Linked DNA regions of Homo sapiens: region 2 is linked to region 1. A link is a loop called in an ENCODE intact Hi-C map of the cell type or tissue named here. Cell type or tissue: PC-3. All regions are shown on one strand. Each heading gives the region's core, and the rest is flanking DNA. Links, peaks and the distances in the headings are about the cores only.

Region 1 (7,365 bases), core at 2,399-4,898:
ACCTGTAATCCCAGCTACTCGGGAGGCTGAGGCAGGAGAATTGCTTGAACCTAGGAGGCAGAGGTTGCAGTGAGCCGACACAGTGCCACCACGCTCCAGCTTGGGCGACAGAGTGAGACTCTGTCTCAAAAAAAAAAAAAAAAAGAAAATCCAAATTCCCTTGTATCAATTGTCTAGACAAGCTAAAAGTGACAATTCATAGGAACATTAATTCTCAGAGCCAAAAGAGAACACACTGACTAACCCCAGTGTGTAACTGACACAACTATTAAGGCCCAGAAAGTCAACAGAGGCCGAACATCAGGCCAAATATTTATTTACTGACCTAGTTATTTAAAACAGATCTCATAGCCTCTTCATAAAAGCAATAATAATAGCAAGCATGTATATACATTGAGAAACAAAAATAAAATCCTAAGTCCCTCGACTGACTGAACAGACCCCCTCTTGGACAATGGGACTCCAGAAAAAATTTAAAAACTGAGTTCCCAGCTATGACTGGGTAGGAGGTAGGACATGCCTAGTTATATCCAGTTCCTCAGTAACTACCATTATACTTTCTTTCCTAAGGGTTCAACAGAAACCAGCCCTTTCTAAAGACTTGCTGAACTCTGGCACAGCAACTGACCAGCATTCTTTCCTGATCAGAGACCAGTGAGCGCACTAAATGCCTTCCTGTACCTGCTTCACCTTTGGACACATAGGGCCTAATCATAATACATTTAAGTGTTAAGTCTCCATCCCAAAATCAACATGGGATGCAGGTAACATGCTTATTTGCTTACTACACGTGTGTACCCCCTTCATGAATATTCATATCTTCCCCAGTAACCTGTTGAATATGCACACGTGGTCAGCCCATTCAGCATAAAGTCCTGTCTCATCCTTCCCTTCTTTGAAGTGCTTGCTTTTGGCTTCTGTGGGAGACTTCGCTTCCCAGATGGTCAGCCTGCAACTTACAACATCCGGGCGCAGTGGGTCACACCTGTAATCCCAGCACTTTGGGAGGCCAAGGCAGGTGGATCACCAGAGGTCAGGAGTTCAAGACCAGCCTGGCAAACATGGTGAAACCCCGTCTCTACTAAAACACAAAAATTAGCCAGGTATGGTGGCACACGCTTGTAATCCCGGCTACTCAGAGGCTGAGGCAGGAGAATCGCTTGAACCCAGGAGGCGGAGGTGGCAGTGAGCTGAGATTACACCACTGCACCCCAGCCTGGGTGACAGAGTGAGACTCCGTCTCAAAAAAAAAAAAAAAAAAAAAAAGAATAAAGCTCTCCTTTCCAAATTTATAAATCTCATGATTCTTCAGTTGACAACATATACATTATATATATATGTGTGTGTTTGTGTATATGTGTGTGTGTGTATATATATATATATATATACACACACACCTATATGTTAGGTTAGTGCACAATTGCAGTTTTTGCTACTTAAAAGTAATTGCAATTTTTGCCATTAAAAGTTGTATGTATTTTCCAGGCACTGTTCTAAGTACTTTCCACATAGTGATTCTCTTTTCCATGTATTTACTTATTCCATATATTGGCTTGATATATGAATTTCCATATATGGACTCCATATATTGACTCATAGTATTGATGACAGCTCTTACAGAGGACAGCACCATGCAATGAACAGTCAAGAGTAGCAACATGACAGGATTGGGATGCAAACCCTGGCCATGTGTACAGTGTCTGTGTTCTGCTATTACATTCCATGTTCAGCATGGCCCAATATGGGAGCCACTAGTCACATGTGCCCATATTTAAAATTTGAATTAGCTTAATTAAAATTAAATAAAATTACAAACTCACTTCTTCAGTTGCACTAGCCACAGTTCAAGAGATCAATAGCCACATGAGGCCTGTGGCTTCTATTGTACAGAACAGATATAGAACACTTCCATCATCACAGAGAGTCCTATTGGACGGCAGTGGCATAGACAAAGCCTTGTTGTCTGTGCTCCTAACCATGACACTTTACTGCCTCGTGGACTCTAGCAGTGTACCTACTTTGCCTGTCTATTGTCATAGTTTCCCTTGAATTCAAAACAAATTCAAAAAATTTTTCATTCTTCTATTGAACAAGTAGTTTACTTAAGGCCTACATTTTACCCCCCTATTCAATACAACATACCAAAGGTGGCAGACAGGAAACACGTTCCCTGCCATTAAAAATTGAGAATCTACTTGAATAATGTGAGTGAATTCTCTGGTGCCTGCCACAATGGGGTGATGCTCTATTCCAGTGGAACAAATCCACGAGATCGTAGAAAGACATGATTATTACAGGCAAATTTAACTACTAAAAAATTACTTTCCAAATATTCTCTTGCACTCTTATGGCTTACGACTTTACATTTCTCCCGCAGAATCACTGACCCACATCATGGCTCAATCTATTTCATCTGACCAGAGCCTGTGTAAGTAATCTGTGACTCACCTGAAGCACTGTATTGTTTGCTATATTACAGGACCTTTTCACTAGATGTGAAATGAAATCATGGAACCCAAATACCTCCTACATACTTCCTGGCTCTGATGCTCTGTAACAGTGACCCCTCTGGGACAATGATTTTATATCAGAGTACGCCCAAAGTTAAACTCAGGTAGGAGACAAGAGAGAGCGACCACAGGCACAGGTGTGAGGCAGAGGGCAGAAAACTGAGTGTGGACAAGCCAGACCTTGCGTGCAGTCCAGTTGCACCATGTTTGTGGTCTTCTACACCTAGCCAAAGCCAATAAACCCCCAGAAGTAAAAGGAAATCTTGATGACCATCAATTTCTTTCCATCAGCATTTTTTCTTTCTACTCCTCTTCTTTACATCTTCCATTCTTCTACTTTGTTTCTTCTTTTTTTCTAACTTCATCATCATTTTAGACCTGAACGTGGTACCATGGTCTTTTCAGCATTCAAGCTTTTCATGATCTATTGAGAATTAGGGAAAGTATTCTTCCTTTAAAATTCCTTTCCTGCCTCCTTCTCCACTTCCTTTTCCTATCTTATTAAGAGTAGCTACCATAATGGGAATGGGGAACTTATATGCTGCAGCTTTATGTACTGTGTTTTATTCTTATCATCTCATTCAATCTTAGAACACCTCAGCTGGTAGGATTATAAGACACTAGCCAGTAATAATGTGAAAATATATTAACACTCAAGAAAAAAACGAAAAAAACAAGCAAAGATTTTTCATTTATTTATTTTTTTGAGACGGAGTCTTGCTCTGTCACCCAGGCTGGAGTGCAGTGGCACGATCTCTGCTCACTGCAACCTCTGCCTCCCAGGTTCAGGTGATTCTCTGGCTTTAGCCTCCCAAGTAGGTAGGATTACAGGTGCGCTCTACCACACCCAGCTAATTTTTGTATTTTAAGTAGAGATGGGGTTTCACCATGTTGGCCAGGATGGTTTCCAACTCCTGACCTTAAGTGATCTGCCCACCTCGGCCTCCCAAAGTGCTGGGATTACAAGACTGAGTCACCACGCCTAGCCAAGCAAAAATATTCTGATGACTAATCTCGTAAATAGTTTCTGATGCAGCAGGCGTAGTCATTCAACTTTACTTTTCTTTTCTTTTCTTTTTTTTTTTTTTTGAGACAGAGTCTTTGTCCCCCAGGCTGGAGTGCAGTGGCACAATCTCAGCTCACTGCAACCTCTGCCTCCCGGGCTCAAGCAATTCTCCTGCCTCAGCCTCCCAAGTAGCTGGGATTACAGGCATGCACCACCACGCCCAGCTAATTTTTGTATCTTTAATAGAGATGGGGTTTCACCATGTTGGCTAGGCTGGTCCCAAACTCCTGACCTCAAGTAATCCGCCCACCTCGGCCTCCCAAAGTGCTGAGATTACAAGCATGTGCCACCGCGCCTGGCCAAGCAAAGCTATTTTGATGACTAATCTCTTAAATAGTTTCTGATGCAGCAGGCATATTCATTCAACTTTAACTTGCCTCATTTCACCTACAGGATTGACTTTCATCTGTGAATGAAGATGACTTCCACTGAATCTTTAAAAAAATCATATTATAAACACTGATTGTTGTAGCTCTGTTAAGCTTAAACTTCCTACATTTCTCCTTACAAGTTTAATAATGTATTTTTTAAAGGTGTGGGTAAATACAGGCTCCATAATAATATCTACAAATGAACCTTTAGCATATCCATTCTTCAAATGCCTACAGCCCTTGGATGCTAACAGCCTCAGATAGAATCTGAGTCCCGCCTATGTTTGCCAAACAATCCTGGCTTATAGGGTAATTGAGAAATCTCCGGAACTATTTTCATTATTCCCTCAGACTAGATCTGTCCTCATGTAAGTATTAAGGCTATAAACAGTTTAATTTTATTTTTTTCTTATTAGCTTAATCAAATGTGCCATGTGAAAATTATTCTTGTGGGATGAACAGATATTTGATAAAGCACATATAGTAATTTTTAATTGTAGATCTTGGTGATGGGCATATGAATATTCACTGTATAGTTCTTTCAACTTTTTAAATTTGAACGTTTTTAAAGTAAAATGTTTAAAATCTCCTTTGTAAAATATTTATCATATATTCTACAGATATTTATTAACTCCTGCTGTATACCAGGCACTGGTATATGATGGGAAAGGAGCTTACAGTTTAAGGCAACAATCCTGCAGAACTGGCTTATGTTGAACTTGGAACCCAAAGCTGAGGAACAAATATTCTTTGTCTTTTTTTTTTTGAGACGGAGCTTTGCTCTTGTTGCCCAGACTGGAGTACAATGGCGTGATCTTGGCTCACTGCAATCTCTGCCTCCCGAGTTCAAGTGATTCTCCTGCCTCAGCCTCCCAAGTAGCTGGGATTACAGGCATGAACCACCACGCCCAGCTAATTTTGTATTTTTAGTAGAGACAGAGTTTCTCCATGTTGGTCATGCTGGTCTCAAACTCCCAACCTCAGGTGATCCTCCCACCTCAGCCTCCCAAAGTGCTGGGATTACAGGCGTAAGCCACCATGCCTTGCCCATATATTCTTTTAGTTGAAACAGGAAAACCCCTCTGAGCCTACCCAGCCTACAGGGGTGAGGGTCCCCAGTTATGTGCCTGTTGATAGTGAGCCAATCGAAGACTTTGAACAAATGATTGAAAAGCCAATCAGAAAGCTCCATTACCCACTCCCATATCCTCCACATCACTTCCAAAAGTCCTACCCGAAGAGGGCATACCACCCAATAGAACACTGACCAACCAAATATTGGCCTAAGGCTTCCTCATTTTATTCTGCAAAACCCACTGTCCTTTCAAATCTCTTTGAGTCTCTACCAGTTTCCTTCCTTGCAATTGCAGCTCACTCCTTTGCTACAGTAAGCTCTGAATAAGTAGCCATTGATGAACTCAACAGGCATCTTCATCCTTTTGATATTCCTCAACTATAGTCATCTACATGTTTAATTGAAATCAGTTGTGACAACTCTTCAAAAACAAATACGGTGCCTACATTTCTTTTCTCTATAATTCCATACTCCTTTGTACTGCAGTCTGCTTCTAACAGGGAAGGGGATCAAGTTACAGGTAGCTTGCCTAGAATGGCATATAACCCACTGTGCCTCCTTGTTCGAGAAGGTCATCTATACTGTGATTTTCCAGGCGAAAAATGTTGAGGACCACTGAGTATTCAACTTGACGCATCTATGGGTTGGTGCCTATATTTTGAACAAAATAGAATCAATTGCTCTGCGATAAACTGAGTTTCTCCTGGAATCTAGTTAGTGAGATCAACAGATGAAACTAGAGAGCTGGATTTTACACCACTTGTCTCTTAACAAGGACAGCAAATACATGAATTGTGCTTAATATATGCCACTGATACTTAACAGAAATAACTCACATATTCACAACAGCCCCAGGCAAAGCAGGCAACATTATCCTCATTTTACAGATAAGAAAACAGAGGCACAAAAGTGAACTTCCCCCAAGGTCACAAAGGCAAGTGACAGAACCAGGTTACAAACTCAGACAGTCAGCTTCCAAAATCTATGCTCTTATCCAATATGCTACACTTCCTCTACTTAGGGTTTTATATTATTTAAGGCATTTATTTCTATGAATGTCAGGGGAAAAAACATTAGCATAAAAAAATTACCAACTACTCTCTCCTCAATGGGACTATTCTGTAGCTTAAAAAAAATAAGATACCCTACATAAGCAATGACAAGGTAACCATTTATGAATGCCTGACTGGTAGCCTGGCTGTGGGGCTTCATCTTTTATTAATATGGAAGGGGAACACTGCTTTCCTTTGTATGGCCTTATAAAGATTTACTTAAAAAGAAAACTGCTTCATATACTAATATCGGAATAAGATTTGGTAAAGTTCAATCATAACTCTTGGGACACAGACTTCTCCACATGATTGGCACAGAAGGAAAAGTGCCAATTCTGCTTTTTTGCTAATGTATTTGGTCAATTCCTGAGATAGTCATTGTGCTCTGTTTCACGAGGAGCAAAGTTTTTATGCTTTATAGCAGATCAAAGACTCTGCCCTTTTCCTCTAACTTTCCTGCTCAGCCAATTATTTTCCACTTTCTGTCATTTAGTGGTAAGCACACGCTGAGCAAGAACTTCCATATAGAAGCAGGCCTAGCTGCACTAAATATACTGGATGTACTGGCTTCTCTACCTACATCTTAAGGGGTAGAAAAGTTAACCACCTGTGTTCATATGGCTAGTTGTCATAATAAATGTAAAGAGAATGTCCCTCCCCATTTCTATTCTGGAAAATGGCAATTTATTTTATACCTAGCTCAACATCATTAAAACAGAGGCAATCATTTTATTAGGAACCTTGAAATAGTTGTCTTAAGCCCTTATCAGCACATGTGATAGGCCTGGACAGCTTACGGAATTAGGGCAACTAAGGAAAACTGAAGGTGTCTAACTGCTACTTAAAATACATGTTAATGTTTCTCATAATGCAGGTCTGAGGATAAATAAGTTTTCTCACCTTTTGTTTAACTATTTTACCCTCTTTTGGAAAGTTATTTTTAATGGAAATAGAATTCTGGGTTGACTTTTTCTCTTTAAGCTCATTAAAGATAGTCCGTTGTCAGCTGGGCACGGTGGCTCACGCCTGTAACCCCAGGACTTTGGGAGGCTGAGGTGGGAGGATCACCTGAAGTCAGGAGTTTGAGACCAGCCTGGCCAACATGGCAAAACCCTGTCTCTACTAAAAATACAAAAATTAGCCAGGCCTGGTGGCGCCCACCTGTAATTCCAGCTACTCGGGAGGCCGAGGCTGGAGAAGCTCTTAAACTGGGGAGGTGGAGGTTGCAGTGAGCCGATGTTGTGCCATTGCATTCCAGCCTGGACGACAAGAGTGAGACTCCATCACAAAA
Region 2 (7,365 bases), core at 2,966-5,465, 120 kb after region 1:
GGGTTTTGCAACTCCAGGTGAGGTTGCAGTGAAAGCCTAGAGAACTCCTGGGGAAGAGTGCATTTAGCTCCTTTTCATTTCTAATTGAATTTCAGACTAGGTTTATATTTCTAGAATGGAAATAATTTGCCCTCAAAAGCATGAAAGCTTTGCCCCATTGTCTTCAAGGTATTTGAATTCTCCTTCTGGAAACATATGACCTATTTTTTCCTTGTAGAAACATTTAGAGTCTTCTTTTGTATCTGTGTTATTTTGAAATGTTATAAAGATATTCTTTGATACTTGTCTTTTCCCATTCATTGTGCTGTGCCCTCAACAGGAAATTTTGCTCTGAAAATTCTTACCTTTCAGTTTGGAGAGATATTCTTACATTATGTCTTTGATATTTCTCTTTCAATTTTCTCTGTTCCTTGTTTCTGAAACTCCTACCAAGGAAATTTTTATCTCTTTTCTGACTTTATTTTTGTATCCTTTTTTTTTCCTATTTTGCATCTCTTTGCTTTTTAACCTTATTATTTGAGAGCTGTCCCCAACTTTATCTTCCAATCCTTCTATTGCATGTTTTATTTTTGCTATCATAATATTAATTTCCCAGAGTAGTTTTAGTTATCTGAATGCTCCTATTTTTTTAAGATCAGTTGTTTCATGGAGGAAATTTTTTTTTTTCATAACTTTAAGAATATCTATCTATATATGTATATTTCCTCCTGCTTCCTGAGCTTTCTCTGTCCCTGTGAGTTTCTTTGTTTTGTTCTTTCATGTCTGGGTTTCTTCAAATGTTCAGTGATCCCGCATGGTCTGTTTCTATTTTAAAATGAGGCTCTGAAAGACTAATTTGGAAGCTGTGTGTGTTCAGGCAGCGTTTTTTTTGTATTGTGAGTATCATGTGGGGATATTGTGACAAGGTCTATCTTTACATTTGCTTTTTCTTTCTTGGGTGGTCAGTTTCCTTAGAAAGGAATGAATACGTGGCTGTCTGTGTGTTTGGGAGTGAAACTGGGACACACTTGCCATGATGAAGACTTCCAGTTTTCTCCCTCGTTGCAGTTTAAGAAAAGTGTGCCATCTGTTTCCTGCCAAGAACCTGCCTGATAAGCTTTTGGCTATGCCAGAAATCTCTTGTCCAGAGCCCCTCTGGTTCAGTGTATTCAATGAATAAACCACCAAGTCTTTGCCACAGATTAAGTGAGAAAACAAATGTTCCAAAAAAAGTTGCAGAACAGTATATGCATAATATGATTCACATAATTTAAAATAGTGTGCGTGCATTCCAGTTCCACATGCCTCCTATATGCTTTGTGAAATCAAGTTTATGGGAGGCTATTGTTTTAGACTGAGCTCCTGCACTAGACCCCGACGGACCAGACCAAACCAGAATGGGTCACTTGTGCCAAGTGCCAGGTAATCAAACTGAACTTAGAAATGGGTGTTTCCAAAACAGGAGGAGAATAACAGCAACCAATCCAAAGGGGCCCAGTCCGATGTCCAGCTGCTTCTCCTCTCTCTGTCGGTTGAGTGTGGGGTGGGAGGCGGGGTGGGCCACGGGTAGTTTAGGAAAAGGCAACATTTGAGCAGAAACAGGGATGTAAGTTTTTACCTTGGGCTGTGGTCTTAGGCTTTTTGGCTTGAGTATGGGACTTTGCCAGGGACTCACCTTTTTCTGCCTAGAATTTCTCTGCTGCCTGTCCCTATCCGAAGGAGTACACTCTAAAACAATAATAAAAAAAAAGTATAGTAAATACATAAACAAGTAATGGTCCTTTATTGTCATTATCAAGTATTATGTACTATTCATAATTGTACATGTTATGCTTTTGTACAACCGGCAGCACAGTAGGTTTACACCAGCGTCACCACAAACATGATTAATGCATTGCACTATGACATTAGGACAGCTATGACATCATTAGGCTACAGGAATTTTTCAGCCCCATTATAATCTTATGGGACACCCTGTACTACATCCATTGCTCACCAAAATGTGGTTATGTAATGCATAACTGTACATTCAATTGTTAACAGGATTTAACTCTAGGAAATGGTTGTGGGGTAAAAGAAAGAAACAAAGAACTTCTAATTTTTAATTTTTACAATTCTCTACTCTTCCCCTGAATGACCGTATATAACTTTATAATGTTTCTCACAAACAGCTCCCGGTGTAATTCTGATGCTCAGCTAGACTTGGAATCACTGGCTACTGTCTATTTCTGTGTTCCTCTCTCAGCAGAATATTGGAATTAAAATGATAGCGAAGACTGAATGGCCAAATGATAGGAATTCTACAGAAGTCTTCCTGTATGAGGTTGTGGGAACATGGGTGGTGCACAAAGAAAATGGTCAGCTTGGATTGTTTTTCATTTAATGCATTTTTGGTACAAAAATGTCTCAGTTTTTGTTGTTGCTTGTTTGTTTGACATAGGGTCTCCCTCTGTCACCCAACTTCAAGGACAGTGGCTGGATCACAGCTCACTGCACCCTCGAACACCCTGGCCCAAGCGATCCTCCTGCCTCAACCTCCACAGTAGCTGGGAATACAAGTACATGCTACCACACCCAGTTTATTTTTTAATTTTTAGTAGAGACAGGCTGGTCTTGAATTCTTGGGCTCAAGTGATCCTTCCGCCTCAGCCTCCCAAAGTGCTGGGATTACAGGCATAAGCCACTGTGCCCATCCTGAGTATTTGTTTTATAGAGTACTGTGGACATCCAATAGATATTGATAATTATATCAATACTTTACCTGTGAATCCAAACAAGTAGGACTACATATGGTGCAATATGGCTTTAAGTTAAATAAATGATATTGTCTTAAATGTACCCCCATACTTAAAATAGCCATATGAAAAAATACTGATCTATATTGTTTCTTTTTCATACACACACATACATTACAGAATTTGTTTGTAAAAGCAAAGCACTAATTACCTAACCACCTCAACACAATGACTATTTAAAAATATTTATTTATATTAGATCTCAAAACAAATCTTCTATTGTTCATGTAAGTAAATTTTCTTGAGTTTTTGTCCGATTTTTATAATTCTGAAAACTAGTAATACATTTCACTTTTCTGTACACAGATATTTTTATAAACTGCAATATGTTTGAAAGTATTTTTTCCATTAAATAAAAGAGTAGTATTATGTTTCGAAGTGTCTGCTGTTACTGTTTCCACCCACTAAAAAAACATTCCATTGCTACTGAAAAAAAGTCACTTTTTTCCCTCAAAACGTTGTCAGAAATTCATGCGATAGTCTTTTCTTTTTCTTTTCTTTCTTTCTTTTTTTTTTTTAAATTCTTTGCTAGGGCAAAGGGGAGGGAATATTATGTTGTAGATCATGGCCTTATGTACCCTTGTAGTTAAATTTTGAGAAAAAATAGTTTTGAGTAAACAAACAACTAAAGCATCAACTATTTTATTTGTAACCACAGTTTTAAATCGTGTGTGGATCTTTTGTTTCTGGCTATGGGAAAGGTAAATAGGGCAGTTCCTCTTACAATCATGAGCCAGATTCCATTACATTTTCCTGCTTGTCCAAATAGCGAACGATGTCGTTTGTTGCTGTTCACTGCTAATTATCAGTCTTTCTACAAATTCAAGTAATTGCATTATTTGGAATTCCATGCTCCTTTAAGCCCCGCCAATGTTTTGTTTTGTATTGTAGTGCTCTGCAAATCTGTATAAAGCAATGTATCATTGTTAAATAGAGAAAAAAAGACCTTTCAGAAAGAATTACCCTGAAACTTTTAATACGACTATTTTTTGTTGTTTGTGCCTGGCTCCAGTCTGAATATCAGCGTAAGCATCACACTAATTTGTGAGTTTTTCCATTGTCGGTGAATGGGGTGCCCTCGGATACTTGAGTTTTTCTAAGCCTTTGCTTTCACTCCAACTGTGGGTCCTGCCACGCCCTAGCAACATTTCAACAACAAAGGCACGCCTCTGAAAAGTATGCAGCACGCTCTGTCACTTTTTCCTCCTTGTACAATCTTACCACTGAGCAAATGATGCGCTTGTTGTTTAAGCAATTGGTAAAGCAATGGTGAATAAACAATAATTTCTTGTTTATTCTAATGAAAGAGTAGTTGTTGAAAATGGCTAGCATGGCTATAAATATTCAAATAGGAGTTGTACGTTGCCAAATACCTTCATTTATTTACTGAACATGCCCTTCAAAGAGATTTTTTTTCTTCTTTTTTTTTAATTATACTTAAGTTCTGGGATACATGTGCAGACTATGCAGGTTTCTTACATAGGTATACATGTGCCATGGTGGTTTGTCTCACCCATTAACCCATCATCTACATTAGGTATTTCTCCTAATGCTATGCCTCCCTTTGCCCTCCACCCCCCGACAGGCCCCAGTGTGTGATGTTCCCCTCCCTGTGCCCATATGTTCTCATTGTTCAACTCCCGCTTATGAGTGAGAACATGCAGTGTTTGGTTTTCTGTTCCTGTGTTAGTTTGCTGAGAATGATGGTTTCCAGCTTCATCTATGTCCCTGCAAAGGACATGAACTCATTCTTTTTTATGGCTGCATAGTATTCCATGGTGTATATGTGCCACATTTTCTTTATCCAGTCTATCCTTGATGGGCATTTGCACTGGTTCCAAGACTTTGCTATTGTGAATAGTGCTGCAGTAAAAATACGTGTGCATGTGTCTTTATAGTGGAATGATTTATAATCCTTTGGGTATATACTCAGTAATTGGATTGCTGGGTCAAATAGTATTTCTAGTTCTAGATCCTTGAAGAATTGCCACACTGTCTTCCACAATGATTGAACTAATTTACACTCCCACCAACAGTGTAAAAGTGTTGCTGGAGTGCAGTGGTGTGATCTCAGCTCACTGCAACCTCCGCCTTCTGGTTTCAAGTGATTCTCCTGCCTCAGCCTCCCGAGTAGCTGGAATTACAGGTGTCCGCCACCACATCCAGCTAACTTTTATATTTTTAGTAGAGATGGGGTTTCGCCACGTTGACCAGGCTGGTCTCAAACTCCTGACCTCGTGACCCACCTGCCTCAGCCTCCCAAAGTGCTGGGATTACAGACATGAGCCACCATACCCGGCTGCTTTTTTGTGACAGGATCTCACTCTGTCACCAGGCTGGAGTGCAGTGGCATGATCACAGCTCACTGCAGCCTTGACCACCTCGACCTCCTGAGCTCAATCCATCCTTTTGCCTCAGCCTTCCAAGTAGCTTGGACTACAGATTAGCTAAGCCACCACACTTAGGTAACTTTTAATAGAGACAGGGTCTCCCTGTGTTTCCCACGCTGGTCTTGAACTCCTGGGCTCCAGTGCCCGGCCTGTATCCTGACTTTTTAATGATTGACATTCTAACTGACGTGAGATGGTATCTCACTGTGGTTTTGATTTGCATTTCTCTAATGACCAGTGATGATGAAAGTCTTCCTTTGAAAAGTGTCTGTTCATATCCTTTGCCCACCTTTTGATGGGGTTGTTTTTTTCTTGTAAATTTGTTTAAGTTCCTTGTAGATTCTGGATATTAGCCCTTTGTCAGAAGGATAGATTGCAAACATTTTCTCCCATTCTGTAGGTTGCCTGTTCACCCTGATGATAGTTTCTTTTGCTGTGCAGAAGCTCTTTAGTTTAGTTAGATCCCATTTTTCATTTTTGGCTTTTGTTGCCATTGCTTTTGGTGTTTTAGTAATGAAGTCTTTGTCCATGCCTATATCCTGAATGGTATTGCCCAGGTTTTCTTCTAGGGTTTTTATGGTTTTATGTCTTACATTTAAATCTTTAATTCATCTTGACTTAATTTTTGTATAAGGTGTAAGGAAGGGGTCCAGTTTTAGTTTTCTGCATATGGCTAGCCAGTTTTCCCAACACCATTTATTAAATAGGGAATCCTTTCCCCATTGCTTGTTTTTGTCAGGTTTGTCAAAGATCAGATGGTTGTAGATGTGTGGTGTTATTTCTGAGCCCTCTGTTCTGTTCCATTGGTCTATATATCTGTTTTGGTACCAGTACCAAGCTGTTTTGGATACTATAGCCTTGTAGTATAGTTTGAAGTCAGGTAGCATGATGCCTCCAGCTTCTATATTTTTGCTTAGGATTGTCTTGGCTATACGGGCTCTTTTTTGGTTCCATATGAAATTTAAAGTAGTTTTTTCTAATTCTGTGAAGAAAGTCAATGGTAGCTTTATGGGAATAGCATTTAATCTAAAAATTACTTTGGGCAGTATGACCATTTTCATGATATTGATTCTTCCTATCCATGAACATGGAATGTTTTTCCATTTGCTTGTGTCCTCTCTTATTTCTTTAAGCAGTGGTTTGTAGTTCTCCTTGAAGAGGTCCTTCACATCCCTTGTAAGCTGGATTCCTAGGTATTTTATTCTCTTCATAGCAATTGTGAATGGGAGTTCACTCATGATTTGGCTCTCTGTGTATTTGTGTATAGGAATGCTTGTGATTTTTGCACATTGATTTTGTATCCTGAGACTTTGCTGAAGGTGCTTGTCAGCTTACGTTTTGGGGCTGAGATGATGGGGTTTTCTAAATATACAATCATGTCATCTACAAACAGGGATAATTTGACTTCCTCTCTTCCTATTTGAACACACTTTATTTCTTATCTTGCCTGATTGCCCTTCCAATTCTATGTTGAATAGGAGTGGTGAGAGAGGGCATCCTTGTCTTGGGCTGGTTTTCAAAGGGAATGCTTCCAGTTTTTGCCCATTCAGTATGATATTGTCTGTGGGTTTGTCATAAATAGCTCTTATAATTTTGAGATACGCTCCATCAATACTTGGTTTATTGAAAGTTTTTAGAATGAAGGGGTGTTGAATTTTGTCGAAGGCCTTTTCTGCATCTATTGAGATAATCACGTGGTTTTTGTCATTGATTCTGTTTATGTGATGGATTACATTTATTGATTTGCGTATGTTGAACCAGCCTTGTATTTCAGGGATGAAGTCAACTTGATCACGGTGGATAAGCTTTTTACTGTGCTGCTGGATTTGGTTTGCCAGTATTTTATTGAGGATTTTCGCATCAATGTTCCTCAATTGTGTATTGAGGAACACCCACCCTCAATTGGGAGGGTGTATGTGTCCAGGAATGTGTCCATTTCTTCTAGATTTTTGTAGAGGTGTTTATAGTATTCTCTGATGATAGTTTGTATTTCTGTGGGATCAGTGGTGATCTCCCCTTTATCATTTTTTATTTCATCTATTTGATTCTTCTCTCTTTTCTTCTTTATTGGTCTGGTTAGCAGTCTATCTATTTTGTTAATCTTTCCAAAAAACCAGCTCCTGGATTCATTGATTTTTTTTGAAGGGGTTTTTGTGTCTCTATCTCCTTCAGTTCTGCTCTGATCTTAGTTATTTCTTGTC

The links. Peaks named below come from ENCODE experiments on the same cell type or tissue, not always from the same donor. Only the 100,000 strongest peaks of a DNase experiment are listed, where the experiment ranks them.
Region 2: a loop joins it to region 1, with 7 times the contacts of the local background. A loop is called at or near these places in 1 of 110 quality-filtered maps.

Annotation. Positions count from the first base shown.
Region 1 is chr18:70,354,358-70,361,722 of GRCh38, reverse strand. No RefSeq gene overlaps it. Among named protein-coding and RNA genes, the nearest start is that of LIVAR, 20 kb to the right of the region's middle. RefSeq lists an enhancer at 3,201-4,400. In PC-3, for the core only: a CTCF peak has its summit at 2,585; DNase peaks (open chromatin) are centred at 2,492, 3,502, 3,892 and 4,192; H3K4me3 peaks cover 1,418 bases; H3K27ac peaks cover 2,500 bases.
Region 2 is chr18:70,239,846-70,247,210 of GRCh38, reverse strand. No RefSeq gene overlaps it. Among named protein-coding and RNA genes, the nearest start is that of RTTN, 38 kb to the right of the region's middle. In PC-3, for the core only: no CTCF peak of the experiment used is centred there; DNase peaks (open chromatin) are centred at 3,470 and 3,940; H3K4me3 peaks cover 1,257 bases; H3K27ac peaks cover 1,862 bases.